Linked DNA regions of Homo sapiens: region 1 is linked to region 2. A link is a contact called in ENCODE Hi-C or POLR2A ChIA-PET data. All regions are on one chromosome and are shown on one strand. The core of a region is the stretch at or near the end of the contact, and the rest is flanking DNA. Distances in the headings are between cores, read along the strand shown.

Region 1 (4,639 bases), core at 726-3,225, 6.1 Mb after region 2:
AATGGAGAAACCCTTGGCAGCGCCCGGACGCCCTCCAGTGGCGGCTCCTGAGAACCGGGGACAGTTCAATCCGGGCCACAAACTTTTTTAGAACAAATCATTGTGGGAAGCTGGGAGGAGAGAGAGAGAGAGGAAGTCGGACGTGGGCGAGGGGCGGGGTGTCTGGACTGGAACCTCTGGGCCCACGTGAGTGTCTGTCCCGCTGCTGAGTGGGTGCTGTGTGTTTGGGTTGCTGTAGTGTTCGCTTGTAGTGCAACTATCCTGTGTTATCTTTATTATTCGATGCCGCCTGCCTCTGCGGACCGTAGTGGGCACATCTACACTGCAGCGGGGTGCCTTACCCAAAGCAGATCGGAATTGGGGCCGGGCGCGGTGGCTCACGCCTGTAATCCCAGCACTTTGGGAGGCCGAGGCGGGCGGATCACTTGAGGTCAGGAGTTCGAGACCAGCCTGGCCAACATGGTGAAACCCCGTCTCTACTAAAAATACAAAAATTAGTCGGGCATGGTGGCGGGGACCTGTAATCCCAGCTACTCGGAAGGCTGAGGCAGGAGAATCGCTTGAACACGGGAGGCGGAGGTTGCGGTGAGCTGAGATAGAGGCCCTGCACTCCAGCCAGGGTAACAAGAGCGAGACTCCGTCTCAAAAAAAAAAAAAAAAAAAAAAGAACAACAAAAAAAAGAACTGGATGCGTCTGATCTGACGCACGCCTGTTTGTTTACGACTGCGGGGTGTGCCTTTGTCTGAGTAGAGATAGTGTGTGGCTTTTGCGGGCTTAACGTGTGGCTCAGGAGGCAGTGGGAGTCTGCATCATGTATCCCGATTGCGTCTTACTCGAGTTTTGTTTTGAGTTAGAGGCGACAGGTGGTGCAGCGTTAGACACTGGGAAGCTCTGTGGCTTTTGTATTCCTGAGCGCGAAGGTTAATGACGGATCCGTGGGGTTGAGCTTGTCGGTACAGACGCCAGACAGCCCGATTTACGGGAACAGCCGATTAGAGGATTCGGGAGAGCGGTCGGTGAACTTCTGGATGTCTTTCGGGAGGGGAAGGCTCTATGGTCGCGTGCAGAGCGCCCGTTCCACGTCAGGTACCCGACCATAGAGCAAGGCGGCCGCGGACTACCCAAGGGAAGGGGAGGCCGTGTCCTTTACAACTTGCCTCCCGTTGTTAGTCTAGTTTCTATAGCCAAACCTTCGGGACTCTCTCAACTCAAAATTTTGCTTTTCCTAAAGGCAACTGGGTTCCTTCCAGATTACGAACTGTGTATCCACTTAATCTCTATTTCGTATACCTCCTCCTACAGCGAAATTTGTGAGGCAGTCCTCTGAAGCACGGCCAATCTGGTGAACTTTTCCTAAAATGAGCCATCGCTACCAGCTTTAGTGAGCTAAGACAATAACTGCGATTGGTGGGCAGATTGTTTTGAAACCGCCCTAACGGCAAGGGGCGGGCTCCTGGTGAATTCATCTCTTTCCGGTTTCTTAAAGGCAACAGGAAGGAGGGGTTTCTGCCGACCCTCCATTTGATTGGTTCTAGTGGTTTTACCCGCTCGGACTCCTCAAGGGGCGGGAGATGTACACCAATCGGAATGTGTGTTACAGAGACACTTAGTTTGATGAAAGGACTGCGCAGGAAAGGCCGTGGGACACTCATTCTGAGATCTTACCGTTGATTGGACCAAATTGTTACTCCCTTATTTTCATTGGACCTTACGGCAGCCGGCGCGCGAGAGTTACCCAATCAGCAAGCGCTCCGCCTCCTGCCTTTTCCCGCCCTCCGCTCCGGCCTCGGCTTCGACGTAGGCCAACGCTTCCTCCCCAGTAGCTCCTAGGCCTTCTCGTGGCCGTTGTTTTGAAAACGGCGCTCTGATTGGCTAGGTTTCCGGGCCCGCGCCCGTTGCCCCACGCACTGACCAATTGGCACTCATGTAACATCGGACGAGGCACGAGTGAGGGGGGAGGCGGTGGCGGCGGCCATTTTGAGCCGCTGCCGCCATTGGAGTGGGCCCCCCCCCTTTCCCCCTTCGCCTCCTGACAGGAAAGGTTTAAGGGGGACAGAGCCCTGGGAGGCCGGGCCGGGCTCGGGGGCCACCCCGGGGGCCCGGGCCATGGATGTGCGCCGTCTGAAGGTGAACGAACTTCGCGAGGAGCTGCAGCGCCGCGGCCTGGACACTCGAGGCCTCAAGGCCGAGCTTGCTGAGCGGCTGCAGGCGGCGTTGGAGGCCGAGGAGCCTGACGACGAGCGGGAGCTCGACGCCGACGACGAACCGGGGCGACCCGGGCACATCAACGAGGAGGTCGAGACCGAGGGGGGCTCCGAGCTGGAGGGGACCGCGCAGCCACCGCCGCCCGGGCTGCAGCCGCACGCGGAGCCCGGCGGCTACTCGGGGCCGGACGGACATTGTGAGAGTGCGCGGGGCGGGGGCCGGGGAGCCCGGAGCCTGGGCCGAGGAAAGGGCTGTGGGACGCGGGAGTCCAGCGCCTGAGGTCGGGGAGACGACCTGAGGATCGGGGGATCCCGCTACCCGCCGCCGAAAAGGATCTGGGGACCAGGGCCCCAGCACGACCGGAGGGTGGATCCTGACACTCAGTGCAGGGGGGACACTGGGGGAGGGGCCTCTGGGTTTCGGAGGTGAGGGACGGGGGTGGCGGGGAGGATTCCGTACCGTAGGGATCGGAGACCGGAAACTGCTTTCTGGAGCCGAAGAGAGTCGGAAGAACAAGAGGTTTTCCGTTTGGGTTGGGGAGGGTCTCGAAAATGGGGATCCTAGGGTACGGAGCTCCGTGGGCTTGGCGGTCGTGCTAGCCCAGCGTGTGGGCTGGGGGGTGGGGAGCCGTGTTTCCAGGGTGGGGAAGGAATGTCCAGGTGTGCGGGGCTGCGAGAGTTCTGAGGAAGGAGGATCCTGGAATATGCCGCTGGATGCGATCCTGGGCGTTCTCCTATTTGGGTACGGGGGTGGGTGGGAGAGGTGGAGGCGCTGGTGTCTGTGGCTGGGGAGGGTCCTAATGGACTCAGTGCTTTGGAGTTTGGCTAGTGAGCATTTAGGGGCTGCGGGAGATTGAACTAGGGGGCACCCCCATCTCTCTTCCGGGGCTGGAAGGCCACCCTTGAAGCAGGCACAGCCTGGACATTAGGTGCTGGGAGATCTGGGGACTTTCTGGTTGGCTTCTAGAAGAGGTATAGGGAGCCCTGGTGTCCAGAGGCTGGCGGGGGAGAGGATGCTTTCCTGGACAAAGGATCTGGGGGTCTAGAGCTAAGAAAACTGAGGGCAAATAACTCTTGAGGCTGCTGCTGACTGGTCTGGAGCTAACTGTGGGGTTTTTGGAGAACAGAGGGTAGCTGGGGGTGGGATGGGGGCAGATGAGTTGGTAACATTCCAAGTGGATGAAATATGTGGCGGGAGACAGAGGATCCTGTGTCCAGCACAGGAGTACGTATCTGGCTTAGCGAATATGGGGAGGGGGGAGGCCGTAGGGAGCAAAGAGAAAGAAACCTGTTGACTTCACTGGAGGCCTCAGAGTGGAGTGTGGGGAATGTTTCTGGACCTGAGCGTCTCCAGGAGAAATCTCGACGGTTCCCAGAAGCAGTTATTTGTGTACCCAGGGAGTGGGGGCCCTCGGGGAGCAGCACGGAACTCTTCATCAGCCAGGAGCTGTGACTCTGGGAATGGGTTCGGGTAGACCTGCGGTTGTCTGAGGAGAGGAAAACCTGATATGGGACGGCGTGAATCTTCAGTTAGAAAAAAAGCAGCTTTCGGGCCGAGTGCAGTGGCTCACGCCTGTTATTCCAGCACTTTGGGAGGCCGAGGCGGGCGGATCACGAGGTCAGGAGTTCAAGACCAGTCTGGCCAGCATAGTGAAACCCTGTCTCTACTAAAAATACAAATATTAACCGGATCTGGTGGTGTGCGCCTGTAGTCCCAGCTACTCGGGAGGCTGAGGCAGGAGAATCGCTTGAACTTGGGAGGGGGAGGTTGCAGTCAGCCGAGATTACGCCATTGCACTCCAGCCTGGGCAACAAAAGTGAAACTCCGTCTCAAAAAAGAAAAAAGCAGCTTTCTTTCTCTTTTTTTTAAATACAGATGGGGGGTCTCGCTATGTTGCCCAGGGTGGTCTTGAACTCCTGGGTTCAGGTGATCTCACCTCGGCCTCCTGAAGTGCTGGGATTACAGGCGTGAATCACTGCACCAGGCCTCAGGGCAGCTTTCTAGTAGGACTGGGAAATGGGGGGACTGGAAAGGTTAAGGAGTAAGTAGAAGGGATTCTGGCGTAAGAGTTTGTGGAGTTTTTCTGAAAAGAGGGCACCCTGGGACTTGGGGCTAAGGGGATAAGGAGAGAAATGAGGTAACAGAAGAGACAGGATTTGGGGTTGGAATTGGATACTTGTTCATAAGAGAATTTCCCGGAGGGAGGAGTGTGGATTTGGGGTAGGCAGTGGCCTAGAGATTATCGAGGACCCAGGTGCTGGAAAGAGGACTTCCCATTGCAGAGACTTGTGAAGAAAGGAGTGGGCCTGTGTGTGTGTCTAGAGCAGGAGGGATCGTGGCAGGAATGCCTAGCAAGAAAGGGTAGTGGGTTAGTAGTGACCTGGTGGTCTGGGCAGAGAGTCATCTCTGAGAGGAAAGCGAATTAGGTGCTTT
Region 2 (3,966 bases), core at 430-2,929:
CCTCAGTGGCCACAACACCACGGGTGTCAGTGACAGGAGCAAACCAAATGCACTGGGGACTCAGCTGGGAGGAGCCGCCCTGGCATTCCCACCATGTCCGTGAAATGGGGGGAATCGTGGTATGTACTTGAGAATCAACAGAGGCTGGGCGAGGAAGACTTGGGATACTTGTGAGCCCATTCTAACATCAGCAATTGCTAATATCATGTTTATTGCCTTGAATAAAAGAGATGAAGAAATAAAGGAAAAAGAGGAAAGGAAGGGGGAAAGGAATGAAGAAAGGAGAGACAAGAAATAAAGCATTTTAGGCCGGGCCTGGGGGCTCACACCTGTAATCTCAGTACTTGGGAAGACTGAGGTGGGCATATCACTTGAGGTCAGGAGTTCAAGACCAGCCTGGCCAACATGGCAAAACCCCATCTCTACTAAAAATACAAAAACTAGGCCGGGCACGGTGTCTCACGCCTATAATCCCAGCACTTTGGGAGGCCGAGGCAGGCGGATCACGAGGTCAGGAGATCGAGACCATCCTGGCTAACACAATGAAACTCCACCTCTACTGAAAAAAAAATACGAAAAAAGTTAGCCGGGCGTGGTGGCATGCACCTGTAGTCCCAGCTCCTCGGGAGGCTGAGGCAGGAGAATAGCGTGAACCCGGGAAGAGGAGCTTGCAGTGAGCCAAGATCACACCACTGCACTCCAGCCTGGGCAACAGAGCAAGACTCTGTCTCAAAAAAAAAAATGCAAAAACTAGCTGGGCATCGTAATGCACACCTGTAATCCCAGCTACTGGGGAGGCTGAGACAGGAGAATCACTTGAACCCAGGAGGTGGAGGTTGCAGTGAGCCAAGGTCGCACCACTGCACTCCAGCCTGGGCAACACAGCAAGACTCCATCTCAAAAGAAAAAAAAAAGAAAAGTATTTTAATATCAAAGAAGAAGGAAGAGGGCCAGAAAGAAGAGATAGGGCTGAAAAAAGAAGGCAGGAAACAAGCAGAATGTTTCCAAAGAGTCCCATGAACTATTCAGAAAACAGTTGTTTTGTTTTGTTTTGTTTTGAGACGGAGTCTTGCTCTGTCACCCAGGCAGGAGTGCAGTGGCATGATCTCGGCTCACTGCAACCCCACCTCCTGGGTTCAAGTGATTCTTCTGCCTCAGCCTCCTGAGTAGCTGGGATTATAGGTACACGCCACCATGCCCAGCTAATTTTTGTATTTTTAGTAGAGACGGGGTTTCAACATATTGGCCAGGCTGGTCTCAAACTCCTGACCTCATGATCCACTCACTTTGGCCTCCCAAAGTGCTGGGATTACCGCGCCCGGCCAAGAATTTTGTCTTTAAAGGAGTTGACAGTGGGGTGTGGACCGTGTAGCCGAGACAGCTTGCAGGGTGAGTTAAGAGTCCGCCTGGATTCCATCCCCAGCCCTGCCACACTTTGTCCATGAAGCAAGTGACTGTCCCTTCCCAAGCCTCAGTTTCTGCACTGCAGAATGGGGACCATTGTCCGTGGCATTTCCACAGGTTGGCGTGAGAACCTGTTGAGCCCACGCAGCAAGGTGTGCCTGTTGTCTATGGTAAGGGGCAGACGGCATTGCCTACTTTCCACTCGTAAGATGTCATTGCATGTACCCGGTTCTCACTTGGCAGATGAATCAAAGGGCTATAAATAGCCATGTCTTGGTTTCTCATAAACGCATTAAATATGACTTGGCATCTTGCCCAGGCTTCCTGTCAGGGCAGTGGACGAGGATTGTTTTGCAGAGGTCTGATGAGTGTCAAGGTTATAGTCACGTGCAGGTGCGTGAGGCAGGACTCGAAGTGAGCCCCAGCTGCCCTGGGGAATGAGGGGGTCTTCCCTTCCACCCCCATGCCCTCCTTGGCATAGGTTTACACCAGCCACTGTGGGCCCTGGCAAGCCCCGCCTTGTGGCTCAGGCTGGGCCACTGGCCTCTTTGCTGGCTTTGCCTGGACTCACCCCACTGGTCCAGCTTGCATTTGGTCAGTCTATTCACAGGTGAATTCTGGGAAGACTGGACCCGGCTATGGGAAGAGGGGAGAGGAGGGAAAGGTGGACACATGACTCGTGAGCTTGCTGGGCTGTCCTGGGCCCCTCCCTCCATCTTACTTCATGAAGTTCTCTGAGGCTGACCTCACCCCTGACTCAGGGATGAGGCCCTGGGGGTGGCAGATGTGGACTCTGGAACCCCGCTGCCTAGGTTCAAGTCCCAGCTGCTCCATAGAGGACCTCAGGCTTGTCTATGCTCTCAGTACCTCAATTTCCCCCCTCTGTGAAATGAAGGTAATGCCTCATAGAATCTACCTCATGGGGCTGCTGGAAGGATTCAATGGATGTTGATCATGATCATGATTTCCTGATACTCAGAATAATGCCAGGCACAGATTATCTGCTCTGAAAAACGTTTTGCTATTATTATTTTTCTGCTAGTGATAGTTAAGAGCAAGGACTCTAGACCCAGCCCAGTTGGGTTCAACGCTCAGCTCCACCACTTGCAACCAATGTAACCTTAAACCTGGATATAATCTCTCTGTGTCAGAGGCATGTGAACCAGAACAACTCCATCTTGAATGGGGCTGGGTAAAATGAGGCTGCATTCCCAGATGGTTAGGCATTCTAACTCACAGGATGAGATTGGAGGTCAGCACAAGATACAGGTCATAATGACCTTGCTGATAAAACAGTTTGCAGTAAAGAAGCTGGCCAAAACCCACCAAAACCAGAGTGACCTCTGTTCGTCCTCAATATGACACTCCCATCAGCACCATGACAGTTTACAAATACCATGGCAACATCAGGAAGTTACCCTATATGGTCTAAAAAGGGGAGACATGAATAACCCACCCCTTGTTTAGCGTAACATCAAGAAATAACCATAAAAATGGGCAGCCAGATGCCCTCAGGGCTGCTCTGTCTATTGAGTAGCCATTCTTTATTCGTTTACTTTTTTAATAAACTTGCCTTCATTTTACTCTACGGAATTGCCCTGAATTCTTTCTTGTGCGAGATCCAAGAACCCTCTCTTGGGGTCTGGATCCGGACCCCTTTCCTGTAATGTCTGTGCCTCAGTTCCTTCATCTGTAAAATGGGAGTGATGATTATCTGTACCTTATAGGGTGTAATAGGGATAAAATAAGCAAACACCCGCCAAGTACTCAGACGAGAGCCTGGCACACAGTAAATACTCCAATGTTGTTGCTACCATTGATGTTCTTGTTACAGGTGGTTGTGCTCACCCCGCATCAAGGTTGCTAAGCTGCTGTGATGGAATCCTGGAGCTGCTGAAGGACACCTCATCTCTTTGTGGGAAGCATCTGCTTGAGGATTAAGGGAATGCAGAAAAAAAGTGGAGTAGAGAGATGGAGGAAGATGACTTTCGAGGACATTGTGTGAGCACCTGGATCTAACTGTGCCTGAAGCAAAACTCAAACCCTGGACTCTCAATGTATTGGCTCTCAGTTCCAAGACCCAATAAATTCCTTCTTAGCTTAGAATGCTTTGCTCAGATGTCTGTTACTTCCAGCCAAATGTGTTTTAATACAGAAAGCTCTTGGGGGCTCAAATAACAGAAAGGGAAGCTATATGAGAAGCTGAGGGAAGCTAAGGAGAGGAACAGAAGTGATACAGCAGGGTGTGGTGGCTCACGCCTGTAATCCCAGGTCTTTGAGAGGCTGAGGTGGTGGACCACTTGAGGTCAGGAGTTCGAGACCAGCCTGGCTAACATGGTGAAACCCCATCTCTACTAAAAAAAAAAAAAAATTAGTCAGACGTGGTGGCATGCATGTGTAATCCCGGCTACTCAGGAGGCTTAGTCAGGAGAATCACTTGAACCTGGAAGGTGGAAATTGCAGTGAGCCAAGATCATGCCACTGTACTTCAGTCTGGGCGACAGAGCAAGACTCCATTTCAGAAAAAAAAAAAAAAAAAAAGAAGTGATACAGCTTAAGAGA

The links. Hi-C counts contacts between places; a loop is a spot of excess contacts on that map. ChIA-PET counts read pairs that join two places held with the same protein, here RNA polymerase II (POLR2A). Pooled maps may share reads with other maps.
Region 1: a map of CD8-positive, alpha-beta T cell shows a loop between it and region 2 (25-fold over the local background). The contact joins the promoter of HNRNPUL1 here to the enhancer-like site in region 2. A Hi-C loop is called at or near these places in 1 of 168 maps with a recorded cell type or tissue (CD8-positive, alpha-beta T cell) and 3 of 50 pooled maps. POLR2A ChIA-PET finds 5 or more read pairs at or near these places in 1 of 52 experiments (T-cell).

The regions. Positions count from the first base shown.
Region 1 is chr19:41,262,397-41,267,035 of GRCh38, forward strand. HNRNPUL1 (heterogeneous nuclear ribonucleoprotein U like 1) reads left to right here and starts at 1,976. Exons shown (of 15, transcript NM_007040.6): 1 at 1,976-2,402. The coding sequence starts at 2,108. RefSeq lists enhancers at 1-51, 408-947, 948-1,487, 1,488-2,026 and silencers at 2,032-2,271, 2,362-2,431, 2,452-2,501.
Region 2 is chr19:35,212,397-35,216,362 of GRCh38, forward strand. It overlaps LOC105372379 (a long non-coding RNA gene), which reads left to right. Exons shown (of 3, transcript XR_935938.2): 3 at 3,239-3,510. Among named protein-coding and RNA genes, the nearest start is that of FAM187B, 14 kb to the right of the region's middle. RefSeq lists enhancers at 1-92, 1,341-1,540, 1,581-1,630. Within about 2 kb of position 1,680, at least 25 of the 41 ENCODE cell types and tissues checked have a DNase peak (open chromatin) inside an H3K27ac peak, as active enhancers do; they include CD8-positive, alpha-beta T cell, where a contact is called at or near this core.